Regions from separate parts of the Mus musculus genome. Here all the other regions are linked to region 2. The links are chromatin loops, found by intact Hi-C in ENCODE. Cell type or tissue: heart. All regions are shown on one strand. Links, peaks and the distances in the headings refer to the core of each region. The heading gives the core; the rest is flanking DNA.

Region 1 (6,261 bases), core at 1,078-5,077, 300 kb after region 2:
CTACGATGAAATCCATGGTACCATATGCTAACCTAAAAAAAAAAAATCAATGAAAAACAAGATGTCCTTGCACTGATGGACTCTAGGCAACTGCTACCAAAATACCACAGAAACAGAAAGAACATTCTTAGAATTTATGTGGAATGACAGAAGATTCAGACCAATCAAAGTAATTCTCAGCAAAGGGAAGAGACGTGGAGGCATTACAGTGTCCCTCTTCAAAACAAACTACAAGTCACACTTCAGCCAAAGGGTCAGGGTAGAAACAGCTCCACATGTTTTCAGCCCAGTTTTGTGCCAGTCTGAAGGAGCATACATTAGAGGAGGGGAAATCTCTTCAATTAACTGTGCTGGGGAAACGAGCTACCCACACACAGAAGGAAATAGATGTGCACCTTGTTAGAAAACCGACTCAAGCTGAGCGGTGGTGGTACACGCCTTTAATCCCAGAAAAACAGCAAAAACAAAAGAGCCGAGCAATTTGATTTTAAAAATGGACCAATGACCTGAATGGACATTTGTCAACAGATGATGTGTTTATAAGAAGAAAAGGAGACAGGGGATATGTTTTGGCGCATGCAGAGACATCCCTTCCCCCGGAGGGACCAGCCACAAGGACTGTATAGTATAGAGTTTATGCAGGGCATGGGGAGGGGAGTCAAGAGGGTAGTAGAGACAGAGAAGGGGGCTGGAGTGGGGGTAGGGGGGAGGAATAGAGGAGTAAAGGCCGGCCATGAGCACGAGGAGAGTGGGGGGAGGGGTCAGAGGACAGAGCAGGATCAAGAAGGCAAGAGCAAGAGAGAGCAGAGGGGGCAAGCAGCCCTTTTATAGTGAGTCAGGCACGCCTGGGCCTGACTGTTGCCAGGTAACTGTGGGGCAGAACTTAGACAAAATGCTAACAGACAATATTTTAAAAGGCCAACAGGTAGGTATCTGACAAAATGCTATGTACTGATCATATCCAGGACAACAAAAAACCCACCCTAAGTTATCTCTCTCCACTTAGGATGATCACGGGTGAGGTGAAGGCTTTACAACGTGGTCGTGTAAACTAGTACAGGACCACAGAGAACGGACACTGTGGGCTCTGTAGGAAAGCAGAGCAGAAGTGCCTCTGTGCAGATATCTAAGGCGACGAAATCAGTGCCCTGGCTTTCTACAGTTGTGACAAATGCCTGAGGTGGCAAGCTTATAGAGGTGAGCAGTCCCTGGGGAGACTCGTTCACTGAGGATGTAGAAGAAACAGCTCCACTTAAACCCATGGAAGCAGTACTGGCAATAGATGAGACAGGATGAAGCTAGGAATGCATCACGGTTGGGTTCTACGGATAAAGATACTGTGTAGCATTCACGCATAACAGTATCCTTCAGCCATAAAAAGATCCGGATTCTATCATTTAAGGCAAAGTGGGTAGAACTAGAAGGCATTACATGAAACAAGCCAGGCACCGAAGGAGGAGTGGGGCAGAGACAGAGATGGTTCATGGGTAGAGTGGATGGATAAGCGGGTAACCTCTGATGTCAAATGGCACTGTGTTTGTGTGTGTGTGTGTGTGTGTGTGTGCACGTGCATGTAATTTGAGTATTTCAAAACAGTATTTTTAAAGTTCCAAATACAACGAAATATTAACTATCTGAGATTGTGGCTTTATCTTTACATACTTGTACAATTATGTATTCATTAAAAATAAAAATACTGGGGCTGGAGAGATGGCTCAGCAGTTAAGAGCACTGACTGCTCTTCCAGAGGACTTAGAGTTCAATTCCCAGTACCCACAATATGGCTCTGTCTTATGTCTCTTGTGTTCTATTGCTGTGAAAAGACCCCATGACCCCATAACTCTTATGAAAAGAAAGCATTTAAGTGGGGCTTGCTTACAGTTTTAGAGGTTTAGTCCATTATCTTCACGTGGGGAGCATGGTGGCACACAGGCAAACAGGATAGCTGAGAGTTTGACTTCAAGATCTGCAGACAGCAGGAAGCCATTGGGCCTGGCTTGGGCTTTTGAAACATCCAAGCCCTCTCCCAGTGACACACTTCCTCTAACAAAGCCACACCTTCTTATCCTTCCAAACAGTGCCATTTCCTGGTGACTAAGCATTCAAATAGATGAGCCTACAAGAGCTGTTCTTATTCAAACCACCACAGGCTCTTAATTGTCTGAAATTCTAGTCCCATGGGATCTTTTGTCCTCTTCTGTCCCCTGAGGATAGAGCTCTCTTGTGGTGCTTAGACATATGTGCAGGCAAAACACTCACACACACAAGATAAAAACAACAATAAAATACTGCTCTCCCATGGCAATCTTAAGTGGAACCATCTGCAGGCTTGGACGCATGTTGAAAATTCAGCTTTATGGACTGGTGAGATGGCTCAGTGGTTAAAAGAACTGATTGCTCTTCCGGAGCTCATGAGTTTAAATCCTAGCAACCGCATGGTGGTTCACAACCGTTTGTCATGTGAAGCAAATAAACCTATGGACCAGAGCGGGAGAAAGGGATGGGGGAGGAGGGGAAGGAAAATTCAGTTTTACCTATAACCTAACAGCATAGCCAAGAAAGGCACTGCTGCTGGCGCTGGAGGAGCAGCAGATTTGCCAACACTGTTTTATGGGAGGAGTGGGAGACAGCCTGTGAGTTGAGTTCCCGGACAGCCCGGGCTATACAGGGAAACCCTGTCTCAAACAAGCAACCAACAGACTCACACACAACTTCATAAAGTTCTAGAGATATTTGAGCCGTGGCTGCACAGTTATATGAATTAGTAAATGACACTGAACAATAAACTTAAAAATAATTAAAACGTCCGTTATGCATGTTTTACGGCACTGAAACACAAACGTGAAAGCGTCTCAAGTAGTTGAACCACAGCGCCACCTTCTGGCCTTGGCCAGGGAAGCCAGCCTAACTCTTGGGAATGGATAGTCTCATTTTGTCTCTTCTGCCACCTTTATGAACCCCTCTTACCCTGGAGAGTCTCAAAGCAAAAGGGGCATTTGTAATTCTTTAGGGCAACAAATCCTCCTTATATGGCGGCTGCTAACACAGGTGGAGTACATGAAAGGCTCCCTCTGAGCCTGGCAGAGGTCTGCAGACAGCTCATTAGCACTGACAGCTAGCGACTCCAGGACAGGACTCTTTCCAGCTCCGAATTGCCTTTCATCCCCCACACTGAAAGCTGCAGAATGAGGCCAGGGCTTGTGGAGCCATTCAAGCCTGGTCACAGACGCCGGAGTCTGCAGCAGCCGAGTCTTGTTCCCCTATCTGTGAAGAGCCTCCTTGTGCTTTCTTTAACAGTGATTCAGCATCCTTGACCCAGATAAAGGGTTTACAAAAAGCCCTTTCACAAGTGATGTGTTCAGATAAGTTAAATCCCCTGTGATGCATTGCTCACAGCTCTGTGCAGTTCAGTGGCGCTCCACTGACCCACAGACTCGGGAGCAGGTCAGGATGGAGGGAAGAGAAGGCTGCTTTACAACACAGCACTGAAATCCACTCCCAGGCAGGTTTTCTCAGCCCAGATCCAGAGCGAAGCGCTGCAGGTACTACCCAGGTTACACAGGCCACGGAGTCACACATTTGCCAAGAGGGCTTTAGTGACCTGGACAAGGCATGGCAACACCAGATTTCTACCTGTCTGTCGAGAAGCCACTGAGGCTGCACAGGGTCAGTAGGGTACTGCTGGTGAGATGACTCGCAATCTGCAATCCCCTCCATTGTTTCCATTCCTGGAGTGTTGGCTATGTCTCCACACACCCAGCATCTCAGCATTTCAGGGAAGTATTTTGAGGTTTGTTGTCAAGTGGCTCTGAGCCATTTAGACTTAATGTTCTCTTTCCTGTGTTTTAGCATCTATACTAACAGCCACTTCTGTGGACAATCTCAGCTTATACCAGCGTTACCTGTCCACATATTCATGAGCTATATATTCCATCATCCCCATTAGAGTTTCTTTTCTTTTCCTTGCCCTCCCTCCCAAAAGTCTCATACAGCACAGGCTAGCCTCAAATTCACTATGTAACAAAAGATGACCTTAACCTTCCAATCCTCCTGCCTCTACCTCCCAAGTTGCTGGGATTACAGGCACAGGCCAGCACACTTCGTTTGTGTGGTGCTGGGAACTGAACCTAGAGCTTTGTGCATACCAGGCAGACACTCTATGGACTGAGCAACACCTCTAGTCCTTCTCTAACTTGCCTATCCATGCATCCTTCCTCTGGGCCACTTGGCAGTTCCTGGCCTAAGCAAAGTCCATCTTGGAGAAATGGAAGGCAGTATGGTGAGACCTGGCTGTGACAATCAGAGACTGTGGGCCACCCCATGGCCCACCGTTCCCTTTTGCTGTTCCCTATGCTTTGAGATTAGGTTGCTATCCGACTCCATCCTGCGTCTGCAGCCCCAGCATCTGCCCTGCCAGGTAAGAGACAACATCCGACCCAAGCTCTGCAGAGGTAGAAACTGCTCTGAGCCTCCTGCTGTGTCTTGGAGAGAAAGGTCTTGTTCCAGTTGCCACCTGCCAAGCAGCTGATCCGCAGACCATTTACAGCTGTCTCAGAACTGTTTTCCATAAGATGGGTCAGAGGGTGCAGGCGCATGCTGCCATGCTTCAGGGCCTGAGTTTGATTCCCCAGGATCCACATGGTGGAAGAGAACTGACTCCTGTGCATTGTCCTCTGACTTCTAGCTTCCCGTTGTACTTCTCACCCCCAGCCTGCGTAGCCACACCCTCCCTGCGCAGCCACACCCACCCTGCGCAGCCACACCCACAATCGATGACTGATCTGTACTTGTACATAAAGAACCTTTTTCTTTCTTTCTTTCTTTCTTTCTTTCTTCCTTTCTTTCTTCCTTTCTTTCTTCCTTTCTTCCTTCCTTTCTCTCTCTCTCTCTCTCTCTCTCTCTCTCTCTCTCTCTTTCTTTTTTCTTTTTTGGATATTTTCTTCATTCACATTTTAAACACTATCCCAAAAGTCCCCTATACCCCCCCCCCAACCCCCGACCAGAACCTTTTACTTTCAGTGGTGCAAACACATATAATCCACGCTCAGGAGCCGCCACTACCACCACCACCACCACCACAAAATTGCCTCATTAAAAAACAAATTTCTGGAGCCTGGCAGTGGTGCCGCATGTCTTTAATCTTAGCGTTCTGGAGGCTGAGGCAGGTGGAGCTCTGAGTTTGAGGCCAGCATGGTCTATGGAGTGAGTTCCAGGGCAGCTAGTCCTACACAGAAAGGCCTTATCTTGAAACCAAACGAAAGCAAACCTAACAATCCATGCTCGGTTCTGGCTTTTCCGTCCCGGGTAACAGGTCAGCCACAAGGTCCGGCCTCTAGCAATTAGGATGCAGCACACTCTACCAACATGAGCCGTGTGTTCCGCAAACATTCGGCTCAGATGCTTAACCAAAAATACCCTCTCTTCCTCCTCCACACCCAAGTGTGCCTTGTGGCACCAAAGGTCTACAGGGACCCAGTCAAGTGTAATTTGAGTTTACCTTTAGGCTGACAGTTGTCCCTGTGGCTCCAGAGGCCAGAGAGGCAAAGCCCTCGATCCCTCCCTGCTTCAACAAAGAGCGGCTGAGATAGTGGGTGGGGCCTCAGGAGGCCTCCAGGTGTGTCCAGGGTATGCGCGCTTGTTCCCTGCTCAGCTCCAAGAGAATCTTTACCCCATCTGTCTCTCATGAAGACTGTTTGCCTTCTAACCTGATCCTGATTAAGAATCCTCATCCTAGAGAGAGGCTGCAACTTAGAATCACCTCCAGAGGATCTCACTCACTAGGCTCCAGCCACACTCTGACGGCTCTAATGCCCAGAGACAGGAGCTTAAGGACTATCCAGAATGAATTCTTGTTTTTGTTTGTTTTGTTTTTTGTTTTTTTTTTTTTTCGGGTTTCTCTGTGTAGCCCTGGCTGTCCTGGAACTCTCTCTGTAGACCAGGCTGGCCTTGAACTCAGAAATCCGCCTGCCTCAGCCTTCCAAGTGCTGGGATTAAAGGCGTGCACCACCACTGCGGGGCATCGGAATGAACTCTTCACAGAGTCTAACAACCCTGATGCCATCAAGCTGTATTTGACACCAATGGTCACTCCCACCATGTTAAATGTATTAATCGTGACCTCCAGGAACATCTTTCTTTCTGTGCTACCTTGCTGTGACTCCTTTCTTGACTTTTGTGCCAACTTTCCCATTTCTCCTTGATCTTTTAACACTGGGGTCTCTGGGCCCACTTCCATGGTGACCATATGGTCCTAAAGAGGCT
Region 2 (6,261 bases), core at 1,077-5,076:
TGGCCAGTGTCTGAACCTCTTTTCCGGTGTTGAGGACCTTCTGTGTCAAGGGTCCCTTTCCCACTAGGATAGTATGCTCTTGACCACTCCATGTCAGGACATAGTCAGAAGATGAGATGTCAGATACTCAGTGGATACTGTCTGGAAGATGAGCTCTGAGGACTCCAGGCACTGCAGGGCTATCCTGAGCCAAAAGCATCCATCAGTTGGCATCCCTATAACACTTGGTTTAATCTGTCATAGGCACGGGATGCCTGCTTTCCAACTGTGAAATATGGATGAATGGTGTGGAGATCAGAAGTCAGAAATTGGAGGGGCTGACGTAAAGGTGACACTCGGGGCTGATTTCTGTTCCATTCAGGGCCTGGGCCTAATGTTTTTGACCTTTGTTTTTCTGGTTGTCCAGATTTCTAGTCAATTCTGAGAACCATCCAATAATGTCCATTAGGGTCTGTGTCTGCTGAGGACAGCCAGATTCGGCTCTTATTGTCACTGAGAAAATCAGCAGATGTGGACGAACAGAAATATTGTAATATACGATAAAGATGGAAAATTCTAGGCCCAGGAAGAGCGAACAAGTTCATGGCTAATGGATTTTTACACATTGTCTATGTACAATTATAATATTTTGTAATAATTTACTTTTAATTATACATTTTAATTGTCTATCATTGAAACATTTTTATGACATCCTTTCATGTCTTTAGGTAATGATTTGGACAGTGCTATAATTATTGGAGAGCCTCTTTTCATTTAGTACATCATAGTCATTTTTCCGTGTCAGTTAAACCACATTTTAAAAAGGCCATAAAATCTTTGTTTCAGTGTGTGCCCATGCAAGCGGCCTCTAGGGAGTGTGTCTGAAATTGGGCCTGAGATCCACCGACTAGCTTGAGAGGGGTGGGGAATGGTGCCTTTATCTAATTGCTTGGCTCTCTTTTGGCAATTCCACTGCCAGAAAGGGAGGCTTTTAGAGGAAAAACAAGAAAAATTGCACAGATAGGCAGCGTGTGCTTCTGTAACCGTAATCCCATTATGAGGTATATGGATAATTTCTTCAACTAGTCTCTTCATGTTGGGCATTTCAGTTACTTCCATGCATTCCCTTACCATGAATATTTCCGCACTTCCCTTTTGTTGCTCGGCTTTTACTTTTCACTCTCTGCTTATTAATAAGTAAGGGTATGCGTGTGCATATGTGTGTGTGCTCCCAAATATAGAGAGGCCAGAGTCGGCTTCAGGTGTTTTTCTTCAGGAGCTATCCACTTTAGGTTTTGAAACAGGATCTCTTACTGTTCTGGAACTTACCCAGTAAGCTAGATTTGCTTGTCATCCAGCCCCCCCAGGGACGCTCTTGTCTCTGTCTCTCCACTGGGATTACAAGTGTGGGCCACCGCACCCCACTTTTTAATCGGGACTTGAACTCCGGTTTTCAAGGTTGTACAGCAAACACTTTACCAACCGAGCCATCTCCGGAGTCTGGTTTTTAATTTTTTGAACGGAGAAGTCAAAAGGTACGGTTATCTTATCTACCACACTGATATCCCCAAAGGTTCTCTGCTTCTGCTGATGTGGGAAAGTGCCGTTTTACAATGTTCCCTTACAGTTCATTAATCTGTTGACACCGACTGGAGGACAACCAGTTTCTCCAAGAAAAAGATTTTGACAAGGTTTCAGAAGGTTCCATTCCCTTAACAGTGCCTAGGGTATGTAAAAAGTTCTAAGTGCCCTGACAGAAAAATTTCATGACTAAAATCTTTTTTTCTTAATATTTATTTATTTATTATTTATATAAGTACACTGTAGTTGTCTTCAGACACACCAGAGGGGCCATCAGACCCCAGTACAGATGGTTGTGAGTCACCATGTGGTTGCTGGGAATTGAACTCAGGACCTCTGGAAGAGCAATCGGTGCTCTTAACTGCTGAGCCGTCTCACCAGTCCATGTGTAAAATCTTAATGAATGTCAAGGTTGTTTGATGAGGCTTGGAGCCCGTGGGGTCCATCTTGGCTACCAATATGTAGAACATGGCTTCCATTGAACTCCTTTTATTTTAGTATAAACGAAAGTTTTAGTGTTTTTTAAATTCAGTGGCGTCATGTAAACATGCTGTGATTTGTTAAAAAAAATGTAGAGCCGAGGTTAGAGTTATGGGGCATTTTATTACTAATGAACAATGGAGTGTCTAGTGTGGGTAATTTAAGATGGAAATTAGGCAGAAGGACTGCTACAACTGGCTAGGCGCTATGTCCATGGGAGTCTTCGATTAAGTCACCATTGACCCATTCGCTTCAAAAACAAAATAACTAGTTCTCTATTAACCAACCATTCCATGCTTATACGGTCCAATCAGAGCCAGCATATCATCTCCGGAAGCTAACACAGCATCGGAATCTGTACCATGTAGATTATGGGAGTGAAGCCTGATTTTTGCCGGGCTAAGGAAAGGGTAGGTTAAACAAAGGGAAGTGCCGAAAACAGACTAGTAATGCTATGTGGGGGTCAGAGAGCAACACTTGGCAAATTGTGCCACACGGGTTGACCAAGCACTCTACTGAGAATTGCAAAGTAGGAAGTCTCCTTTTTTAAAACTCTGCTGACCTCAGTAAATATTTCCATGTTTAAAAAAAAATGGGCATAATTCTCTGCTACCTAACAAAGAGGCCTATGATGAGAATTAATGAGCTTATAAAATGTTTTGACGTCTGTCTCCAGAAGCCCTTCCTAAACGCTCACACAGTTCGCATTCCTGCCCTTTGACGATCTGCCCGTCTTGATTGGTATTCCTAACGTGGCTGTTTCTCCCCCATTAAGTTCACTCGGACTCCTCATAAATTAATTAATTAACGAGAGGGTCACTCATGAAGCGGGAGACTTCGCCTTCAGAAATGGTTTCCAAGGGCCCTTTATTGACCCGCTAGCTAGGCGGTAAGGCGTTAGAAACCCCGGGCTCAGCTCCCGGCGGCGCAGCAGGGCTCGATTGCTCTCGCCTGGGCGCGCTGCGGCCTCCCGGCGGCTGAGGGGGACGGCCCGTCGAGACGCGACGAGGCCGCCGGTCGGCGCAGCTAGGATCCCGCAGCCACCGGAGGCCCGCGGCCGAACCCGCGCCCGCGTCCTCGCCCGCGCCGGCGAGCCCCAGGCCGCGGAGAAGGCCGTCCGCGCGCGCACCAGGCCCGCCCCTCGCGCCGCGGCCCGCCTCCTCGCCTGGCGCCGCCCGCGCGCAGCGTCTCGCGCCGCCCGCCCGCTCGCTCGCCCGCCGGGAAACAGCCGCGAGAGCAGCGGCCGCCGCGGCCGCTCGCACCTCCTCGCAGTCTCTCTTCCCCGCTTCACCGCGTCGCCCAGGGCCGCGCGCCCTTCCGCCCGCTCCCCTCGCTGTCCCACCGCATCGCTCCCGGTCGCGTGCCCGCCAGCGCCTGGCCAACGCTCCCTCGCGCCCGCCCGCGGTCGGTCTCCTCAACCGCCGCGCTCCGCCGGGCCGCGCGGCCCGCCGCCTGCTTCCGGGGCGGGCGGACTCTGGGCGCCTGGTGCCGGCGGCCGCAGCGACAGCGCCCCCGGGAAGCGCAGGAGGAAGCAGGGACGAGTGGAGGTGCCGCAGGCTGAGTCGCGGCCGGGATGTCCGGGCAGCCGCCGCCACCGCCGCCGCAACAGCAGCCGCCGCCGCCGCCGCCCGCCGCCGGGGCCCCGGGCTCCGGAGTCGCCCTGCCCGCGGCCGCGGCCGCCAGCGCCGGCTCCTCCCCGGCCGGCTCGCCCGGTGGAGGCTTGGGGGCCGCAGCGGCCGCCCTGCTGCTCCACCCGCCGCCGCCGCCGCCGCCTCCCCCGGCCACCGCCGCGCCGCCGCCCCCCGCCTCGGCGGCCGCCCCCGCCACCGCGCCGCCCGGCCTGGCGGTGGGCCCCGGCCCGGCCGCAGGCGTCCCGGTCCCGGGCCTGGCGGCGGGCAGCAGCGCCGCTGCCCCTTTCCCGCACGGCGACTCGGCCCTCAACGAGCAGGAGAAGGAGCTGCAGAGGCGGCTGAAGCGCCTCTACCCGGCTGTGGATGAGCAGGAGACGCCGCTGCCCCGGTCCTGGAGCCCGAAGGACAAGTTCAGCTACATCGGCCTCTCGCAGAACAACCTGCGGGTGCACTACAAAGGTACGGGGCGCGGGGTCCGGCGGAGAGATCGGACGGTGCGGGGCGAGGCTCTGGGCGAGGGAAGGTGAGAGTGGGGTCCCAGGTGGGAAGGAGCTGGGATCCCTAGGCCCGGAGCTGGACGCTTTGAGGGAATCCGGGATGACCAGACACATCGCACCTTCTGATTTCCTGGAGATAAATCTATGGGCCGGAGTTGGGTTACATTGTTCTCCAGGTGGAGGGTCAGGCCATCTCCTCTTACGCAGCAGGGGTGAGAGGCACGATTCCGAGGTACAGTTTCTAATTAAGGGAGAACAGAGATCCACAGGAGGGGGAGGGAGGCGTGATCAGTGGAGGATTTGTCCCAAATTAGGCCAGAGATTGTCTAGGGGGACAAAAGGACAAGGGGCCCAAGTTGGCCATCATTGCACCTTACTGAAAGCAACTGGGAGAGGAACCTCAGGATTCCCTGTTTTCTTCGGGGAGCAGACCCCCCCCCCCTCCGGATTGGAAATGCCCCGTGTTTCCGGGTTGGTGTTACATGAAGTTTTGTTGAAAACAAGGGTTTTAAAACATACCGATTAGCATTTTCAAAAACAAAAAACAAAAAAAAAAAAACCAAAACTGGCTTATATTTTGCACCTGCAGTTAACAAAGTTAACCACCTTAGGCTGCTGCTTTCTCCCATCCCCACTTTTTCCTAGGTTAAAACAAAGCTTTAAGCAAACTGGTTGTATAGAAGATTATAAATGCCAGTAAGGGGTTTTTGAAATGTAGCTCAGATTAATGGCATACGTCAAGTTTAGCTGTGTGGAAGGGGCAAAGAAAAAAATGCAGTGGTATCAGTTTGAACACAGTCGGTGTTTTAGGCCCTAAATCTAAAGCAGAGGATTTTACATTCTAAGCAGGCTCATTTTGATTGGCTCTAAAGGAAGGGTCTTTGGCTCCTAGTGAGGATATAAACAACCTTGCTGTAAGATTCTGAAAGAATTCAGAACAGGGTTTGCGAAGACTCTTGACAAATCGGCTACTATTTAATTAGAAACGCTTATGGCAACAGAAATCTGCTGAATGCTTTGGCTGTAAAGAATCTACACAAAGATGGGCCTTGTTGAACATTCCTTTTTATTCTTGCCATAGATCCAAAGAAGTACTTATTATTTTGAACGTTATGTTCCTTGGTGTAAGTGGCTGAAAATTTCAAAATACTGAAGTTTTTTTTTTCTTCTTCCTTTCAGTTAGGACATTTTGTTGCTTTCCTTGTAGATTGTTACTTAATTTTGTTTTTAAATTTGTGTGAACAGTGAGTGCTATGTTATGAAGTGTTTACTTCTGTTTTGGCAGCCAGAATGCTTTTGTTAGATTTGACAAAACTTTATTATTTTAAATTTGTAGTTTATAGTAAATAAAAAGCTTGTAAAGGCAGAGACTGTGTGTGTAGGGGAGATTAGTGAACAAAGAATCCTAGCTTTCCTGAGTTCTAGCAGTCACTGGTGATACTAGGTATGTCACAAGAGAGGGCCTCAGCCTCTTCTGAGTGATGTGGGAGTCCAGCTGGGTACTCGGTAAGGAATTTTCGCTTAAAACTCGTGATTATGGCTTACTTAGCCTTGTGATACACCTTGCTTAGTCGTGTTTACTTCTTTTATGTAAAATGAATCATCTGGGCCAGAGCCAAATGCATGCTTGTGTGCTTGGGGTTCCAATGTTAGGATACTGTTGTCGCAGTTACTCTTTCTGTCGGCCTTTTTATTACACTGTGTTGTGTAACATTGAGATTCACTTTCTGGAAACCTCGCTGTTTCATAAACATAGAGCATGGGTTCTGGAGGACAGATTCGCTGTTGTCATCCCTCTCCCCATTTTTCTCTCCTCTTTGTCTCCCTTTCCAGAATTACAAAGACTGTCTCTTTTCCAAGCCTTCATCTAGCCTTGTTATTTAAAGTCTGTGCTTTCTGTCATTGCTGTTTTTCCTGTGTGTCTCAGCAGCAAAAGGTGGTGCTGTAGGTAGTGAATAGTAAAACTTATAAAACACATTTAAGGGGAGATGTTTTATGTAATGTATTCTTGTGTTCTTGTTTCCTTAACATGAAAAGTTACTATTTGTATTTTTCTGTGTTATAAAATTTTAAAAGGTTGATCATACTTGTTT
Region 3 (6,261 bases), core at 1,342-5,341, 83 kb after region 2:
GTGACTAAATTTTGAGAAATGAACCCTCTCTGCACCCAGTAATCTTAAACTATGCATGCAAAATGCAGGTTTTTCATTTCACTTGACTTTGATTCACTTATAAGTTTTCTTCTTCATCTTTTTGGCCATCCACCGTTTTTTAAACCTCTTGGCATTTTGTTGTTTCTGAGCTCCTATAAGAGAACAGAAGCTCCAGGTGTAAAAACAGTCAACAGGTATTCAAAACCCAAGAAACAAAGTCTGAGCGTCTAGTTTACATAAAGTAGATCTTTCAACTTAAAATCATGACCCACCTCCTTCCAAAAACCTTTTATTTGTAAAAACTACTAAAGCCAACAGATGAACGCGCTATCTTACCCCAGGTGCTAGTCAGAAACTGGGCTGCAGCCTTTTTCACTGGTGACCTCTTGTTGTTCAGAGACAGGAACTTGTTTACTAAAGGGAAGAATCACACATCACTGCTTTGTCATTGTGAGAAACTAAGGGAGAGACAGACATAGTCCATAAGAAAATTACCAGTAGTCCTTTTGGAATCTGAACCATATAAACAACTGTGGATGAAGTGTTTGGCTGCCTCTTGCCTTGAATCTCTCAGATCTTCATCTTTAAGCCTTACAGCCATGTAGCTTTCAATCTGACTGGTGATTAATACAAAAGGTCAACGTAAATTAGAGGGTACATGCTTGTTCTCCTGCATAACTCTGTAGTGTATGGTGCTGGGGACAGTCAACCCAAGGTGGCTCCCATACACTACGTACGTACTGTACCACTTGGCCAACATCCTTAACCCAACTTTTTCCGTCCTTAAGGTGGATGGGGTTAGGGTGGTGTCAAACTCAGGGCCTCACAGAAACAAGGCAGGGACTGTACTTTATGACTCCTAACGCCTACATGATCTCACTTTGTTACTATCAAAACTGATACTTTTCTACAAGTAAACCAATACTATCAACTACATGGAAACTGCATCCCACGGGGAAAACGGAACAAAACTCATTACCCGACAGACTGCACTTTCTGTACTTTAACTTTCTTGGAGTTTCTTCCTTTTGCATGCTGTTCACTTTTCTTTTTCAAATTAACTGAAAAAATAAGATCCACTTTGTAAGTAGTATTTATATAAATTAACACCTAATGGAAGTTACTCACTTTGGTGACCACCTATCATGTGAGTACAGGTTTTATTTTGAAGAAAATAGTGGAAAACAGGCTTAAGCCAACTTTGGCCAGGCCTAAGGACCACAAATAACCAAAAATTTCTGCAAGTGCACTTTACCATTACATGAAGTTACTTAACCAAGGACAAGTCATACCTTTTACGTTTTCTGGTGATTTCTTTATGCTGCGGGAGGAAAAAAAAAAAAAACGAAAGATGGGACTGGCAGGCAATAGAGAGTACTCAAAACAAGTATCCAAGATCCTCTCTCGATTTCATGACCCCTGCCCTTAATCTTTCCTCACTGAGCCACACAGCGCTGCCACAACTCCCAGTCATTTGACTAGTATGGAGTGTCCTCAGAACTTAAATTTGAGCACTGTTAATAGAAACTCAGAACTGTTAACTTAGCATTCCAAAGATCAAGTAAAGGCTGGTGCTAGTCTCACAGTATTGAGAAACTAGATTTAGACAACAGTTTGGACCCTGGAGACCAAGGATGAGTTCCAGGTACCTACGGAGTGACTAAACTGCCTGGAAGAGAAAGCACAGAGGCCTGTACAGATGGGAAGTTATGGAGGAGGGAGCGAGAAGAAAGGGTCCACACTTGACCTCGGGTAGGAAAGAGAAGGACCTCACCTAAAAGCACAAACATCTGCTTATATACCTCATGGATTAAAGATCTGAATAATTATGGAAAGTAACCAACAATTTGGAACTACTATTCTGATTTAAAAGAAAAAAGACTTGAGAAGTTAGAATGTTCTAAGGTCAGGTGTGGTGGTGCACACCTTTAATCCCAGCACCAAGAGGCAGAGGCAGGCAAATCTGTGTTTGAGGTCAGCCTGGTCTACAGAGCAAGAGTTACATGACAGTCAGGGCTACTGAAACCCTGTCTAGAAAAACAAAAAGAATGTACCAAGGAGTGAATTCAGCAGGGCGTAAACTCAAGCTTTGGGTTTGAAGCACTGGCAACACGGCTGCTAAACGAAATGAGGAACAGAGAAAGGGGTGGCGGCAGGTAGAGCAAGCTAAAGGAAAGTCTGGGTTTAAGTTCCTGCTGCAACACTAAATGTTCTCAGTCACTTACTTACCATCTATCTTGCTAGACAAAGTTGAGGAACTCCAAAAGCACTGTGTAGCTTTTAAGTTTGGGGAGAATTTCTTAGGGTCTACAGACTTTATGCACGTAGAAACTGCAATACTTACTCGGCCTCTGAAGCTGTAGTTAGCTGCTCTAATACAGCATCTGGAAGCAGCTTTCTTTTCTTTGGGGATAAAGACATTTGATGACAAGTTAAAGTGAGGTACAGGTATGCCTGGAGATAACTTCTAACGTTACTCATTTCGAACAGTCCTGAATTCGGGCCAATCTGTGAATACGTCCCTGCTGCCTCTAAACCGACAACATTAAGACTGGATTTAGAAAGCCCAATACAGGCCGGACATGGTGGCGCACGCCTTTAATCCCAGCACTCAGGAGGCAGAGGCAGGCGGATTTCTGAGTTCGAGGCCAGCCTGGTCTACAAAGTGAGTTCCAGGACAGCCAGGGCTATACAGAGAAACCCTGTCTCGGAAGAAAAAAAAAAAAAAAAAAAAAAAAAAGAAAAGAAAAGAAAGCCCAATACATTCCCTGTCATTTTACCCAAAGTAGCTCAACGTTCAAGTATCCCGGCTACTAACTGAAAGGTATTTAGGTATGGCCACTCGAAATCAGATCTCTGGGGTGCGAAAAAAGAAATCATTAGCTCCAGCCTAGAATTTTAAAAACTCAAGCAAACCTCACCACCTCTGGAAGCCTGTAAGACCTACTGTCAGGGATAGATGAGTGTCAGTGCTTCCACGCCTACTTTGAATTACGGCAGACTCCAAGAAACGCCAATGGCCCTTGCACCTCTCCAGTACCCTATCCTTTAAGGAGCTTTTAGCAAGGGAACTCTAGCCCCGGCCGAGTTTACATAAGCGACAAGTCCCGCGTCCAACCTTCTGTTCGATGAACAGCTCCTCGCGCCGTTTCCTCTTCTCCTTCAACAGCGTTTTATCCCTGGAAGGAAAGGAGTCGGGTCAGCGCCGGCCGAGCCTGGGGAGTCCCGAGGCGCCAACATTCCCGGGCGCTGCACCTGCGAGCACTCGCGCGCACGCGCAGCTCCTCCTCCCGGGCTTCCGCCTGGGCGCTGGCGAAAGTCAGCTCCTCCGGGGCTTCGTCGTCCGCGTCCTCCTCCTCGTCCAGGGGCTCGGCGGCCGCGCCACTGCTAGGCTGCGCGAGCAGCAGGCCGTGCTCCGCCTCCTCCTCCTCCGAGGCCGCCTGGTCCTCGTCCACCATCGCCTCAGCCGGCGCGGGAATACGCGACAAGCGGGGCCGGAGCTGCACCATGGCAAACGGAAAGGCGGCTGTCTGACCCTTGACCCGGAAGCAGCCGTGCGCGGTGCGCGCTCTCTACGCCCTCTGCTGGTTCGGAGGCCGCGAAACGTGCTGAGGCGCGTGCGCGGGAGGGCGGGGCTTTTCATGGCTGAGACGGGGGGGGGGGGTAAGAGGGCGTGGTTTCGTGCTGCTAGGTGTCGCCGCCTTTTTTTTTTTTTTTTTTTTTTTTTCTCCCCCAGGTTGCTTAGATCTATGGAACAGAGGCAAGGGTATAATAAATAACGAAATAAATGACCATCGTTGCTTGTGAGATGCATCCCTGTATGTATTGTGTACGACCCACCCCCATCACCACCCCCACCCCCTCCAACCCTTGCAATCCTCTGCCCATATATTTTTTGGGAATACATGGCCCACGTGATGTCTTTTACCAGCTATACAGTAGGAAATGATTCTTCATTCCCTAATCTATCCGTGCACTTGGATGAGCTGTCCTCTCTGATATGTGTTCCCCTACGCAGAACGGTTGACTTTCAACGTCCCACCCAGAGACCATGGCATGTTTAGTTACACTATTCTCTAAATACTCAAGTCACCTGGCTGTTGCTTCTACCATTCTAAAGTCATTGATTTCTAATGTCACACTATATGTTCGACAAATGGTTAGTTAACATATATACTTCCTACTTCTAAACCTTATCCCCCCCCCCCTCTTGTTTAGAAGCAGTTTCCAATTTAAAAAGAACAAATAAGTGTGGATAAAAAGATCAAAACAAGGCCTGTAGGTGGTGGTGCATGCCTTTCATCCTAGTGGTGCGGGGCAGAGGCAGGAGGAACTCTTGTGAGTCTAGGCCAGCCTGGTCTATGGAGTGAGTTCCAGGAAAGCCAAGGCTACACAGAGAAACCCTGTCTCAGAAACAAAACAAAACAAGAACTGCTAGAGACATCGTAGGCAGAGAAGGATGGGGAGGGTGGCTCTGAAACGTCTGGGCTCGGTCAGATAGAAAATACAAATGAAAAACATTCTCTGAGTCCGGCAGAGTAGTGCACGCCTGAAATCCCAGCACTCGGGAAGCCGAAGCAAGAACATCTTAAAGTCTGGGCCAGCCTGAACTAAAGTGAAACCTATTGCAAGAAAACAAATGTTTGCATCAGCAGACCCCTACAGTAACTAGCATTGAGAGAGGTTAAACTGAAGCCCGGTGACAACCTACCAAAAGCATGTGATGGTCCATACGTGTAGATGCCGCATTAAAGTGTCACAGAGGGCAGGAGAGACGGCTCGGCAGTTAAGAGAACTTCAACTTACTGCTTGCTCTTCCAGAGAACCTTAGTTCAGTTTCTAGTACCTATGTCAAGCAGCACACAACCACTTTTTTTTGTTGTTTTGTTTTGTTTTGTTTTTCGAGACAGGGTTTCTCTGTGTAGCCCTAGCAGTCCTGGAACTCACTTTGTAGACCAGGCTGGCCTTGAACTCAGAAATCCTCCTGTCTCTGCCTCCAGAGTGCTGGGATTAAAGGCGTGCGCCACCACCGCCCGCTACATAACCACTTATGACTAGTTCCAGGGGCTCCAAGGGCTTTGGCCCCTGCAGTACGCATAGCCATTGCATACAGACAGACACACAGACACACACCTTGGAAAGGTATCACTGAAATTATAACTAGCTCCCTAGCTTCAGCTTACCACCTCCAGTGTGACCCTCATGCTGCCTGGCTACTTCTCCAGACTCCCAATTGGTCAGATAATCTATCTCCTTCACGCAAAGGACTTTTAGGATTTGTTACAAATGACTGTCACCTATGGTACACGCAACTCTCCCTTGTTGCCTGCGGTAGATCATTTTAAATGTCAACATGGTTGGACTAACAAACACCTGTGGGGAGCCACGAAGTCCTGAGTAAATGAGTATTGTTGACATGGGTCCAGCCACGTCAGTGTCAAGGACCCTGATGCCCCAGTGGCAAAGCTTTCCCTGGGTCAGGTTCAGGGAAATGGCAAAGGCTTCCTGTGCCAATGTTGGCAGTGTGTGCAAAAACTAGCAAGGGCAGCTCCTTCCTCGTGGGCGACTACAACCTGAAATGGCTCCCCTCCAGTCTTCCCATAGAGACTTCTGAACCCCTATTCCTTCTGCTACCCATAATAAACTTGCTGAGTCCCCGAGTTGCATAGGACGTGGCCTCCATCCAAGTGACGCAACCCACCCGACCCCAGCTTTTCTGCATGCCTTTCTGGCATTTGTTCCGATGTCTGTCACCTCTTCGTTTCCAACTTGCTGTCTTCAGCTTTCCAGTACCCGGCTATGCCGGGTTCGGCAAACACCTAACGCAACAGTGAGGCACACCTTTTCCATGTGCCTGCTGGTTCCCAGAGAGGATTCGCTGAGGAAGAAATACCCTGAATGGGAGGAGCGGACTGTAGTCTTAGGGAACCGGGAAAGCGAATGGAGTACTGGAAGTCCCTGGCTCTGCTTCCTGCGCAGCCGCAGACCAAGCCATTCCCTCCCCCAGGTCTTCCTTGCTGAGATGCCTTCCTCTGAACTGTGAGCCGAGACATGATGGACCTTTCTTTCATTCTTTTAAGTTTTCTCGGGTACTTTGGTCATAGCCACGTAACTAGGGACAGAAACCCAAGATATTAAAGCAAATGGATTTCTGAAGGGGCTGAGGGGAGGCGGACCAGGTCCATAGTTACCTGGAGAACTGACTGGATCCAAAGGAGGGCATTTACTATGTTAGTGGCC
Region 4 (6,261 bases), core at 1,401-5,400, 59 kb after region 2:
TGAAACTTGCTCTAGTGTTGGCAGCCTGTGTGCTGAGTTTGCTTGTTGGTAGTAGAGCAACCCTGGGCAAGTTATTTAACTTCTGGTTCTCAGTTTGTGCATCTGTGTAATGGCAGCAAGCACCTCACAGTGATTCTAAGGAGTGAAATTGGCATTTAGAGAGTACTAGGACATGATCTCTTTAAATGCAACAGTCAGTAACAGCAAAAAGAAGGGATCTGGCATTTTGTCTGTGTGTATTTGAAGATAACTTCTTTTTATATTTGATGAGGTTTTTTTTTCACTTTAATAACTTAGGGTATATTTGAATGCATTTCAGTTTGAATATTCAGATTTGTCTCTTCCTTTGAAATTATACTTTTGAGGTTTTAGTTTTGCATTGAAAGTCCCCAAAGTGTGCTCACTTTAGCAGCACATAAACACTAAAATTGGAACGATACAGAGAAGATTAGCATGGCTCCTGTGCAAGGAGGACCTGCAAATTTGTGAAGTGTTCCATGCTTTCAGGGGCGGGGGGTGGTGGTGAATCCTTATAGCCACACTGTGTCTTGCTTAAAGCAAGTTTTTATAACTGTCTTTGTAAAGGCAGGCCTTACAAATAGTCTGGTAATGATTGTAGTGATTTTTAAATGGTACTTTCTGTGAACCAGCTATAATATACATTTTTTAGATATGTAGTTTATATAAAGGCTGAGTTAATTTTAAAGCTTAATAACTGTTATATGATATTCTGAAGACATGGGTTAAATTTCCATGCATTAGAAATGCAAGGCCACATGGGTTGTGTGGCAGGGCCCCAGAGTCACCCATGTGGGTATCTTAGTTTATATTTTTTTGATGGTTACAGTGAAGGAAAGAACACTTTTTCATCCAGCATATAATGTATTTTGTTTTAGTTGTCCTCTGCTCATATTTAGATTGAGGTTTTAAAATACTCATTATATAATTTATGCTTCTATACTTGCAATGCAAAGGCAATGAAGTCCTTAGTGTACAATAACTAGATACTTAAGGAAATATGTTGTCTTACAGCCAAATTTGTATCCTACTGTGGGGCTTCAGACACCAGGAGAAGTGGTTGATGCCAACTTTGGGCAACATCCTTTTGTGTTTGATATAGAAGACTACATGCGAGAATGGAGAACCAAAATACAGGCCCAGATAGACCGCTTTCCTATCGGGGATCGAGAAGGAGAATGGCAGACCATGATCCAAAAGTAAGAGCAAGGAATTTTAAATGTACAGATTCAAACACTGAACGTTTATAGGCAAACTATTCTTTTTGTCTTCAAAGATGTATCTCCAGAAGTCTAGTTTAAATCCTAATCATTTGTGTGTACTAGTGATTATATTTTAATCTCAAAAGGTAATCCACCAATTGGAGTAAAATAGCATTGGTTTAAGCACCCTCAGAATTGTGTCTGTCTGATTTAACTGGATGGAGGTAGTAAAGAGACACTTGACCATAAAAGTAGCGTAATTCAGTTTTTTTACCCTTACTAAGATGACTCAGTGAAGTCTGTAGGTTATGCAGTCAAACTTCTAAAAATGTTGACAAAAAAGAGATAAGTTTAGAGGGTGACCTAGATCGTATGTTATTGTGGGTTCTGTGATCATCGTCAGCAGTAGTTCAGGTACATATGGAGGAAAAAGAATGGTTGTTTGATGCTTCCTCTCAATGCAGACAAGTATGAGGGTACAGCCAGAGTGGGCACACGGGATGGTCCAGCGCTGAGGAGTGTGGGTTGCTCGTCTCTGTAAGAGTGTTAGCAGGGTGGCTCTAATGATTGGAGCGAACCCCTTCTTTACTTTGTATTTAGCATTTCATTCCAGGAATCTACCCATAGGTCTCTACTCAAAAGACTTCAAAATTTAAATTAAAATTTAAAAACTTGGGTAGGGAAGCTATTCCACCAAGATGGCAGAAAGATGGCTTGCTGCCAAGCTTTTCCTCCCAAGTTCTGTTCCTGGGACCCACATACTAGAAGGAGAAACAAGCCCTTACAGGTCCTCTGACCTCCACATGTGTGCTATTGTGTGTGTATGCATACTCACAATAAACAAGTAAGTAACTGTAATCTTAGAAATAAAAAAGCCTTAGTAACTATTTTTAATGCTATTTCTTATATAAGTTACCATTAGACACTTAGGATAAGGTAAAGGAAATGAAGACCAAGGAGCAATGACTGTGGAGTTAGCCCAAGTGCAGCATATATACTTTGAATTCATTAATAATAATGGAGGATGGCCAGCAGCAGAGAAGAAAGTAAGTGTTAAAATCTGTTAGGAGGAAGAGCTTTGTAGTGGCTTTATATGCTTTATTTCATAGAATTTTGTAAGGAGCAGCAACAAAATTGAATTCCTGTGACACTCGACTTTTCTAGACTATATGTCTGTCAAAAGTCTAGAGACAGTGCCTAGATAGCACTAGCATTAAGTGACAGTTGTTAAAGACTGATGTAGACTGCATATATACAAAAGTTAAATACCATTAAATTAAACCATTCTGATTGTATAATCTAGGCCAGTAAAATAGCCAACATCTTCAAATATATCATCAGTATGCCATGGTTGTGAAAGTATATTTATAATTGCTTTAAAGGTTCTTTGATTTAAATTTTTTTCTTTTATTCTTTTTGTTGGGTATTTTATTTACATTACAAATGTTATCCCCTTATCTGCCCCCCCAAACTCCCTATCCCATCCTCCCTCCCCCTGCTTCTATGAGGACGTTCCTCCATCCACCCACCCCCACCTCCCATTGTTGCATGACAAGGCCATCCTCTGCTACATATGCAGCTGGCACCATGTTTGTTGATGGCTTAGTTCCTGGGAGCTCTTGGGGGATGATTTAAATATTAAGAAAACCTTTTTGTGTATTGTTTAGGGAAGATAGTGATTGGAGGTAACAAGTTTTTTATTAATATATTGGATTACCAGTTTTGCTAACTATATTTTAAAAGGAAGTTTGTTGTCTTAGAAATGTATCACTGTCTTTAAATCTTGCACAATGAATTTTCTGTCCAAAACGATCAAATTGATGCAAGACTGATTCCACATTGTTTAATTGTTTCTTGTGGACTCTGTTCTGAGCAGTTCTCTCTCTGGGCTAACATTAGAGTCTCTCCTCACACTTGTGAGATCTCATCTCATCTGCAGGATGAACACAGAATGCTGTTGGAACTGCGGAACACCAAGTACTAATCAGTTATCTCAAAGCTAGGTGTTTTATTCTGAACTAACCTCTTTTTGGGATGTCTGTAATTAAGGTGAGACAGACATTTTGGTTAGTAGGATTGAATAATGGGAACATGGATAAAGAACCAGGGTAATAGGACCCAAGGATTAAATGTAAAAAAGACGATTTTAATGTCTTTCGTCTTATCTTAAATTATGTTTTGGACTATTCATAACTAGAGCAAAATGTTACTCTCAAGTTATTTTAAAATTGAAGATTGAAGAGCCAGGCTTCAAGGAAATAGATTGATTTTTGTAATACCAAGTTGTACTTTGTTAACAAAAATTGTAGTCTGAAGCATGTATTCTCCTGACTAAAAGATGTGTTTCTTCTTTTTGTTTTAAGAATGGTTTCATCTTATTTAGTCCACCATGGGTACTGTGCCACAGCAGAGGCCTTTGCCAGATCTACAGACCAGACTGTTCTAGAAGAATTAGCTTCCATTAAGAATAGACAAAGTAAGAATACTGTGGTACACAGCAAATACTTGTTTTTAAATCATACATTTGGTTGCTTTGACTTTTAGAAAACTTAATTTTTATTAAAAATTTCCCCAATATATTGTTTTAAAGTGGATGCCTCCAAATCTGTCTGCACTGACTCTCTGAGGTGTTTGTTTTTGTTTGTGGCAGGGTTTTGTAGCCCAGGCTTGACCTCGAGCTGCTCACCCTCATGCCACACTCAGGACAGTTTTGTTTTAAAAGTTCACACTGGAGTTTTAAATGTAGAAATGCAGCTTAGAACTTTAAAAGTAAATGGCTTTATTGTGTTTCCATTAAAAAATCACCCGACTTTCCTGTGGGTTGGGATGGAGGTGTCAGCACCCAGCAGGTGGAGGATGGGGCAGGAAAGCCGCCTTAAGCTTTCAGAGATGCAAAGTTTCCTTTTGTTGGTTTGGTAGTCTTGATGAGGTAGTGGAGATAGTATATGAAATAAGTTTTTTCTTTGAAAGAAATTTAAATATCTTCTAATTTGCTGCCTAAATTTAAGGCAGTGTTGATCATAAGTATGTTACTGCTTAGGGCCTTGTGGCTGGTACTGTTTTCATCAGGGCAAGGCAGACTGACAGCCGATGTAAGTCAGACATTCCAAAGTCAGTACTGCAGCCCGTGAGTGTAGATCCCACCTGATGGGCAGGGTGGGAAATCGGACAGGCAAACAGAATCAGTAGGCTGGGCGGACGGATCTTGTCCTAGGTGCGACGGCTAGGGTGAGCCAGGCGGCTAGGGTGAGCCAGGCGCTGGTGCTGTGCTCCCCGCATGCTGCTCCCTCCCCCTGCCCTAGTGCCCTCCTTCAGCAGGGGAGGTGACTAACTCAGGGTTTTAGTCTACTGAAGCTCCAGCCTAGGCAAGGGCTGCGGCTCCAGGCCTGAGTCTGAAGAGCCAGTAAGAGTTTATGTCTTCTCTTAAGTGTAGTCTTCTAAATCTTACTGTTTGAAAATATAATACTGTACAATGCATGTTTTCCCTATAATATTTACATATTTTTATTTATGATATTTTAAAGTAGTTACTGAAGTAACTTTTCTAATTTTTTTCTTGGATTTTCTAATCTAAACTTAAAGCTAGTAGACAAAGAGAGTTTGACAATAATTGTTTAGAGGTTTTCACTGTTACTTATTTTCTGGAGCGATTTAAGGTTGTCTCTGCTTTTGTAGAGTTTAATATTTTTGCTTTTATTTCTGAATAGGAATTCAGAAGTTGGTGTTAGCAGGACGAATGGGAGAAGCCATTGAAACAACACAACAGTTATACCCAAGTTTACTTGAAAGAAATCCCAATCTCCTTTTCACATTAAAGTAAGTTTTAGTAAATGTTATTTTATATGCTGTACATCTGAAGTAATTAAAATTATCTTCATAACTTCCGGTTTTGATTTTTGGTCTCCCTTGCTTCAGTTATTTACATATAATTAGATAATATAGCACATTTAAATGACATTTTAAAGAACATGTGGAGCTAAGCATGTCCCGAGTAGCAGAGCAGATGCTTAGCGTGTGTGACTAGAGAAGGTGCTTTGTGTTAGGGTCTCTGTGCACATGGTACTTGGATTGGCTTTTATCATTCCATCTTTACACTGTGAATGTCTCCTTAGAAAGCAGTAATGCCAGCTCTTTGAAAGATAGCTTGAGTAGCTCTTTGGATATATTGAAAAGTGATAGTAAAGTATGAACACAGTTTGCTCTTTTACCCATTATTACACATTTAGGTGCACTTGCGTTTCTGTGTATTGCTGGGACTTTTCTGTCTTAGACTGCCCTTTAAACACTAGCTGCTTCTCCCTTGTTCACTTGCCCAGAGTCCTCAGAGACTATTGATTTTGTGACTGGCTTAGTCACTGAGTGTACGCTCCTTATAAGTTTCATCTGTACTGTAGCATGTGTCAGAATTTTCCTTAATTTTGAAGGCTGAAGATGATCCCATCGTGTGTAAGCAGTGCATGTTGTTTAGTCTTCTGTCTGTTGATGGAGTTGCTTCTGTCTGTCTCTGCTATACCAAGCTCTCAACCAAAATGGACCTCAGTTGACTTTAGAAGACTAAATAATTCTACTGTGGAAAAAGGCATACAGGCATCTGCTTGAGGCCTGGCTTTCAATTCTTTATTTACCTAAAAGTAGAATTGCTGGTTCATTGCTGTGCTCAGCATTTTGAGAACCCCATGTACTGGTTCTTTGCTGCACTCTGGTTTCCTTCCTGCAGAGTAGAAGGGTTCCAATCTTTCCACGTCATCATCAACACGTATTTTCTGCATTTTAGGTTTCTAATTTGACATTTAAAAAAAAAAATCTTTGTTACTTAAAAAGAATGCCTTTAATCAACCCACCATTCATAACACAGAGGCAGGTGAATCTCAGAAATTTCAAGGCCGGTCTGGTCTGCATATAACAAGTTTAAGGCCAGCCAGGGCTGCAAAGTAAGACCCTCTATAAAAAAACAAAACGGGGGTTGGGATGCTACTCAGCTTAGGATTTCAGTCTTGTAAGCAGTACAAAGTCAAACTCAGCTTAGGATTTCAGTCTTGTA
Region 5 (6,261 bases), core at 1,112-5,111, 310 kb after region 2:
TACTATACCATGTGTCCTGGTCCCTTGGGGGAGGGATGCCTTGGCATGGGCCCACTGAGGCACCCTCTTCCCCCACACTTTACTACAGCCCCTTAGAACATTTTCTTATATTTCTTTATCTTTTTATGACCACAACAGTAGCTGTCGTGCTTTAGCTATGGAAATAACCATAAGAGCTTCGTGGGCTTCTTCTCTTCAATCCCCATGACAGACCAACGTGCCATACAGTTCCCCATCACCTGTTTTACAGGGAAGTCAAATGAAAAGTGCTTTACCTAACTAGCAGCTTGAGAAGCCTCGCTGTCTGTGCCCCGCTGTCAGAGACAGTTTCATATCGTGAAAATGACAACCAATGATTCGGAGACAGCTAAACCTGACTTGAACTTAAATTTAAAATTGAGTTTGAGCTCAATCACAGAGAGGTGGAAGTCAAAATGTAATCTCTCTAGAGCAAATGACCCTTAGTTGGGCTTAATAGGCCTACAGGGGAACCAAATCGGAATGTCAAGACACCATCCAGGGATACGTGTTTACCACCCCAAGACCCATGTGCAGCACCCGAGTGTCTAGACCAGCAGGCCACCTCATGACATTTCCCCTCAGTGGTTTCACAGTGCCCTTAAAACACACTCCTCATGTACACAGCAGTAAATTAACTCCTTCATTTCCTGGGACCCCGGGGACCAGGAAGTCTCCTCTGACCTGACAGTACCACCTGTTACATTTGGTGTTAGTCCATTTCCTGCGGGGGTAGCTGACCACCATGGAGGGAGAAATCCACAAGGAAAGGCTGATAAACTCAAGGTTCTGAAGCCTTGCAAGGTCAAACCTGGATGATGGCTGGGGAGGTGGGGCGGGGGGGGGGGGGGGACTTCCTTGTTGCCGGGGGCTCCTTGCTGCAGGGCTCTGAGGTGCTTTGGGGCCTCATGTGGTGAAAAGGATTGAGTGTTCTTGCTTGAGACTTCTCTTTTATAAAGCCACCGTCCCATTAGATCAGTGTCCCCACCTCCACCCCCGCCTTTACAGCCTCATTCAACCCTAATTTTCCCCAAAGGCTCCACCTGAAAAATATACTTGATCAATCCCCACCCTCAGAGAAGTGATGAATCTTGAAAATGAATTTTCTGAGGGCATCCAAACCATAGCAACTGGGGTTTCCGTCAGCATGCTGTAAGCTCCCCAGGGTAAGAGTGTGCATCCCGTCTGCTACTTGACACATAACACAGACTCATTTTGTTGAAGAGGGAATGGATATTTGCAGCCCCCTTCTAGCCGAACCTACTCTTCCCATCGGGTCATGTTATCGGCGGGGGACCTGATAAACCCCTATAGATGGTCAAGATGGTTGAACACACTGATCTCTCCAACACCCTTGGCTTTTTACTGTAGAGTCTTGTGTTAAGGAAATGGCATTGCATACAGATGAGCAGCAGAGAGGGGGAAGAGTTGGGACCGAGGAACATCTCCAGGTGAAGGGTTTTATGTGGCTGGATACTTAGGCTCGCTTGAAAACCACAATGGCTGCTTACTTTCCAGCTGATTTCCCGCCAAGAAAATCAAGAGCACTGTATCTTTCCCCCTCTGATTTGTGTCTTCCTTGAAAAAAATTCAGCTCATGTCCTCTTTATAAATGCAATATTTCTAAATTTCCATTCCACATCCCTAAATAACATCTATAAGAAACCAAACCAGTCTTTCGTGAACTCCCTATGTGACGTAGGCTGCCCTTAACCTGTGACGACTCTGTTGCTTACCTTCTGAGTGCTGATCTCTGATTGCATTTTAATTTTGATGATCCCGAGAGTCAACTAAGCAGCTCTTCCCTGTTCATGAGACTGTGCTGGGCTGCAGGTGGTCTCCGTGGTAGAGCGCTTGACTAGCATGCACCAGGTCTTGGATTCTAGAACTGAAAGCCAGTGTCATTTGTTTTTTGAGACAAGGTTTTTCTGCATAGCCTTGACTGTCTTGGAACTTGCTCTGTAGACCAGGCTGGCCTCAAACTCAGAGATCTGCCTGCCTCTGCCTACCAAGTGCTGAGATTAAAGGTGTAGGCCAACACTGTGCTCAAACAACCAATTGTTATGGGTTTATTTTTTTTCATGAAAGCATATATAAAGATATGTATGTATATATGCATGTATGTATCTCCTATGAATTTTTACTTCTCTATACACTCTCAACAACAGGGCTTTTTGTCTGATCCTGAGACCAATGATGATCCATCACCTACTAGAAAACTGAAATAATAGACACACAAAACATAAACTCCCAATTTTGGTTACTATATGTCAATAGACATAAAATAATTGTCAAACTGCTATAAAAGACCTCCATGCCTACTCTAAAAGGCCATCCTTGCCCCACAGACTGGTTCACGGCCCATTCTTTAAATACCACTGAACTGGGTCATCAGCAGTAAGTACAGCCTTGCACTACCTGCTAGGTCCACGAGGAGAGCACACAGGACAATGGTTCCGTAAGATTATATGTGTGGTGGCGCATGCTCATAATCCTGGCACTTGGAGGAAGGCTGAGATAGAAAGACCACAAGTTTGAGGCCAGCCTGGTCTACAGAGTTAAGGTGCTTAGAAAAACAGATTATGTGGCCCAGTTACATCTTAATTATCTTATTTTGTTTAGTATGCTCTATATTTTCCCAACTTCAAAATGTCTATTGAGGCATCATTCCTCAGAATGTATTTCAGCTAATCAACACGAACCGTATCTTACAGTTTCCAGTTGAAGATCAAACACCCATCTCTACCCTACCTCCAATCTCAAAAATCCCCTCTGCACAAAAGGCTCCACCTTTCCAGGTCTGAAACCTCCCCTAGACCATACCTCCAACTGTGGGGTAAACATCCACACACATGAGCCTCTCGGGGACATTCTGTGTCCTTTCTGCTTGGTGAACAGAGGTCCTTTTATGCTTTGTTCAGGAACTTCTACCTGCAAGGTGAGGACGGACCTGTGGCCTACTGGGTTGGTGGAGACAAAATCCCCAGCCTGCCTTGGCAGTTTGGTTTTCCCCTTTACAGGACAATGTGCCGCCTATCTGAACTCACTGCTGTTGCTGCCCTCTGCTGTTTCTATTGAGAATTACAGGGTACTGGGTTCCTGGGGCTGCCGGGCTGGTAAAATGCCACGTTTGTGGTGGGGATCCCTGACGTGCATTCTGCTTAAGATTTGATTAAGCATCCTAGAATTCATTTTCGAGGCACCTTCACACCTCCGCCCTTCACTTTGACATGGACATACAACCCGCAGCAGCTTCTGGGTGCTGCTTGCAAATGCAACCACATAGAGCCCAGCCTTCCCACAACTGAATGTTAACAGTCAATTCTCAAACCGTTTTACTTTCTCCTTTTGTTTGTGCCCCATGACATGCCCAGACTGGAGTGGAGTCTCAAATATGCTATGACTTCCATTTCATACACACATGTCCAGGTTGTCATTTCCTGCCATTATGATTTAGTGAGTACTTTAAAAAGTGGCAATTGGCGTGGACCCAGGCCCTTTTGTATGCTATCTGAGGGTTTCTATTGCGGTGATGAAACAGCCTGACCAAAAAGCAAGTTGGGGAGGAAAGGGTTTATGAGGCTTACACTTCAACAGACCTGTTCATCACTGGAGGAAGTCAGGACAGGAACTCAAATAGGGTAGGAACCCAGAGGTAGGAGCTGGTGCGGAGGCCATGGAGGGATGCTGCTTACTGCCTTGCTCCCCATGACTTGCTCAGCCTGCTTTCTTACAGAACCCGGGGCCACCACAATAGGCTGGACCCTCCATCAATCACTAATTAAGAAAAAGCTGGGTCTCATGGAGGTGTCTTCTCATTTGAGGCTTCCTCCTTTCAGTCACTCTAGCTTGTGTCAGGTTGAGGTAAGATTAGCCAGCTCAGCATGTGACTTCACCACTAGCTGCACTCACTCACAGCCTTAAAAATCCCTAACTCTCCGGCCCAGGTACTGCTTTCTCTGCAGTAATTTCCCAACACTCATGGGGACAGCGCCTCACTGCGGCCGTGTTACCTCCTTGGCTTGTTACTGTGATAAAAATACTTGAAGAGACCTCGGGAGGAAGGGCTTACAATGTGAGTGAGCCAGATTGGCACTAACAATCCAAAAAACGAATCAGTAGTCCGTCCCAGACAGCTATATCTTCCTAATAGTTCCCTAATTCAGTCCTTGCTTCCAACTCAGTGCCACCTGGGGATGGACAAAGAACATGCTCTCCGTGACAAATCACACAGGATGCCCCAGTTCTGTCCAGCGGCTCGCAGCTTCCCCAAGCAAGCAGCCTTAACTGACTGCGCGCTTGGCATTCTAGGTCTGAGTAGCTGCCAAAAGGCAAATGGCAGCAACTGCCCCTTTGCACAGTAAACGATGAACAAATGGTTTTGCTTATCCCTCCTTGATCATTGGGGGACCAATAAGTTTTTGTTTTTAAGTTTTAAATATTTGTGTATAAAGGTTTTGTCTGCGTGCATGAGCACCATGCGCGTGCCCCGTACTGGCAGAAATCAGAAGGGGTAGTTTGGAATTCCTGCAACTGGAGTTATTGATGGTTGTGAATCACCACGTGAGTGCTGGGATTTGAACCCGGGTTCTGTACAAAAGCCGTAAGTGCTCTTAATTGTCGAGCTATCTCTCCTGCCCATCACTCAGTTTTTAATAGCTGAGGACTTAACTGATTTGCTTTCTCATGGTCACTTGGAACGTTTGGAAGAAGAAGTGCAGCCCAATCGATTAGCAAAGGCTCGTTTCCGATTTTCCACCGGGCGAGGTGGAAGAAACACCGCCTGAGGGATCCCGGTTTCCACGGGGCAGAAGAGTGCCCTAAGCAAGCACTCTGAACGAAGGGGAGACGATCACCAGGGTTTCGGGATCGAGGTGAGAGGGACAGACGTGGATACTCAAGGGCGCACAGACTCGGCCGCTACCACCTCTCAGGGCTTCAGCTTCACCCGGTTAACATCCACGTGTGGGTGGGACTCCCAGCAGATGTCCTCTGCGCACGCGCATCCGGGGCGACGTCACGTCCGGCGGCGGGAGTTAGAGGCGGAGAGGGCCGGGCCGGGTGTCTCATGGCATCGCTCCCCTCGCTCGCTCGGCCCTGACGCTTATGGTTCCGTCTGCCTGCCGGTAGCACAGCGTTGCCGGGCCGGTTCTCCGCCGCCTCCCGGATCTCTGAGTCTGAGCCGGGTGTGTTTGCTCTACTCGAGGTGAAGCGTGCATACCGGGAGAGCGGGGCCTGGGGCTTCACTGGGTTGTGGGCACCTTTCCCGCAGGTGGAGTCACCTGGGCAAGATTTGACAGCGCATCTTTCAGGGCGACTCCTGTGCCATCACAGTGCAGTCCCAGGAATGCTGTCGATAGACGACAGGGGCAGCGAATGCTTAAAAATACAAAAACCAAAAGAGCCCTCAAACTACAGATTGCATTTTAATCTTTGGGTTTTTTTTTTTTAACAGCTATGAAGAGGCCGTGGAACTCTTTAAAGGCAATTCTAAATTCTAAATAGCTTTTTTCAAAAATGAATTGCAATCTTCCCCATAACAGAAGCTGTTCAGATATCTAACTCCCAACAAGAAGTCCAAACTCCCCTGGTTATCTGGGGACGTCTCGGGGGCTTTTAGTAGCTGAGGACTTTATTCTTTGGAAGAATGTTTGCATCTTTAGTGCCTAGTCACTAAACCTAGTTTGATCTTTTCTTTTGGTTTACCATTAATATCACAAAGACTGTTCTGAAAGAATTATGTATTCTCTGAGATGATTTGAGTGCTCTTGCCAGATTTTTAGCCGTCTTCTGGTTATACTTTAATGCTTTTTCTCTGTTGGAGTTTTGTATTTTGATAATACAAAACTTGGTAGAATTGTGTTTATAGGAAGAAAAATAAGGGCAGGACTTAGGGCTTCCCTCCACCCCCTTCTAATTTCTCCAAATGCCTATTTTCGAGAGGACAGCTAAGCAAAACAAAACAAAAACCAAACCAAAACAAACAAACAAACAAAAAAGGAAATTAAGGTCACCTAGAATTTTACTAACTGAATAACTTGTTAATATTTTGGATGTCTCCTCTTATTTTAAAACATACCTATCTTGGACCAGAAGCCGTGGTCCACACCTTTTACCCCCCGCACCTAGGAGGCAGAGAGTTTGAGGCCAGCCTGGGCTACTTAGTGAGACCTTAGTTGTAAAACTGGAAGCAGAATTAGTACACACCACTGGTTAGCCCCATTTATATAACATATCCTGCCA

Evidence for each region. A loop is a pair of places that touch in the nucleus more often than their neighbours do. Peaks named below come from ENCODE experiments on the same cell type or tissue, not always from the same donor. Only the 100,000 strongest peaks of a DNase experiment are listed, where the experiment ranks them.
Region 1: a loop joins it to region 2, with 3 times the contacts of the local background. A loop is called at or near these places in 7 of 42 quality-filtered maps.
Region 3: it touches region 2 in a loop (2.4-fold over the local background); 11 of 42 quality-filtered maps call a loop at or near these places.
Region 4: a loop joins it to region 2, with 2.1 times the contacts of the local background. A loop is called at or near these places in 9 of 42 quality-filtered maps.
Region 5: it touches region 2 in a loop (3-fold over the local background); 7 of 42 quality-filtered maps call a loop at or near these places.

What each region holds. Positions count from the first base shown.
Region 1 is chr13:43,179,709-43,185,969 of GRCm38, reverse strand. The region is part of intron 3 of Gm40929 (a long non-coding RNA gene); the gene reads right to left. Among named protein-coding and RNA genes, the nearest start is that of Gm40929, 11 kb to the right of the region's middle. In heart, for the core only: a CTCF peak has its summit at 2,885 (motif pointing left); a DNase peak (open chromatin) is centred at 2,902; H3K4me3 peaks cover 1,141 bases; H3K27ac peaks cover 2,704 bases; H3K27me3 peaks cover 902 bases.
Region 2 is chr13:43,478,281-43,484,541 of GRCm38, reverse strand. It overlaps Ranbp9 (RAN binding protein 9), which reads left to right and starts at 3,569. Exons shown (of 14, transcript NM_019930.2): 1 at 3,569-4,130. The coding sequence starts at 3,614. In heart, for the core only: a CTCF peak has its summit at 3,561; DNase peaks (open chromatin) are centred at 3,211 and 4,211; H3K4me3 peaks cover 2,768 bases; H3K27ac peaks cover 2,763 bases.
Region 3 is chr13:43,395,674-43,401,934 of GRCm38, reverse strand. It overlaps Nol7 (nucleolar protein 7), which reads right to left and starts at 3,559. Exons shown (of 8, transcript NM_023554.2): 1 at 3,277-3,559; 2 at 3,140-3,200; 3 at 2,366-2,424; 4 at 1,314-1,342; 5 at 1,001-1,082; 6 at 517-638; 7 at 358-435; 8 at 1-173. The coding sequence starts at 3,530. The coding sequence ends at 94. In heart, for the core only: a CTCF peak has its summit at 3,594 (motif pointing left); DNase peaks (open chromatin) are centred at 3,444 and 3,534; H3K4me3 peaks cover 1,873 bases; H3K27ac peaks cover 901 bases.
Region 4 is chr13:43,419,986-43,426,246 of GRCm38, reverse strand. It overlaps Ranbp9 (RAN binding protein 9), which reads left to right. Exons shown (of 14, transcript NM_019930.2): 6 at 1,033-1,217; 7 at 3,584-3,696; 8 at 4,928-5,036. It overlaps Gm26064 (a small nuclear RNA gene), which reads left to right and starts at 397; the gene lies at 397-505. In heart, for the core only: no CTCF peak of the experiment used is centred there; no DNase peak of the experiment used is centred there.
Region 5 is chr13:43,170,272-43,176,532 of GRCm38, reverse strand. It overlaps Tbc1d7 (TBC1 domain family, member 7), which reads left to right and starts at 5,032. Exons shown (of 8, transcript NM_001252639.1): 1 at 5,032-5,224. Gm40929 (a long non-coding RNA gene) reads right to left here and starts at 4,711. Exons shown (of 4, transcript XR_873309.3): 1 at 4,691-4,711; 2 at 2,842-2,949; 3 at 1,755-1,906. In heart, for the core only: CTCF peaks have their summits at 3,089 (motif pointing left) and 4,008; DNase peaks (open chromatin) are centred at 3,072 and 5,022; H3K4me3 peaks cover 1,170 bases; H3K27ac peaks cover 1,041 bases.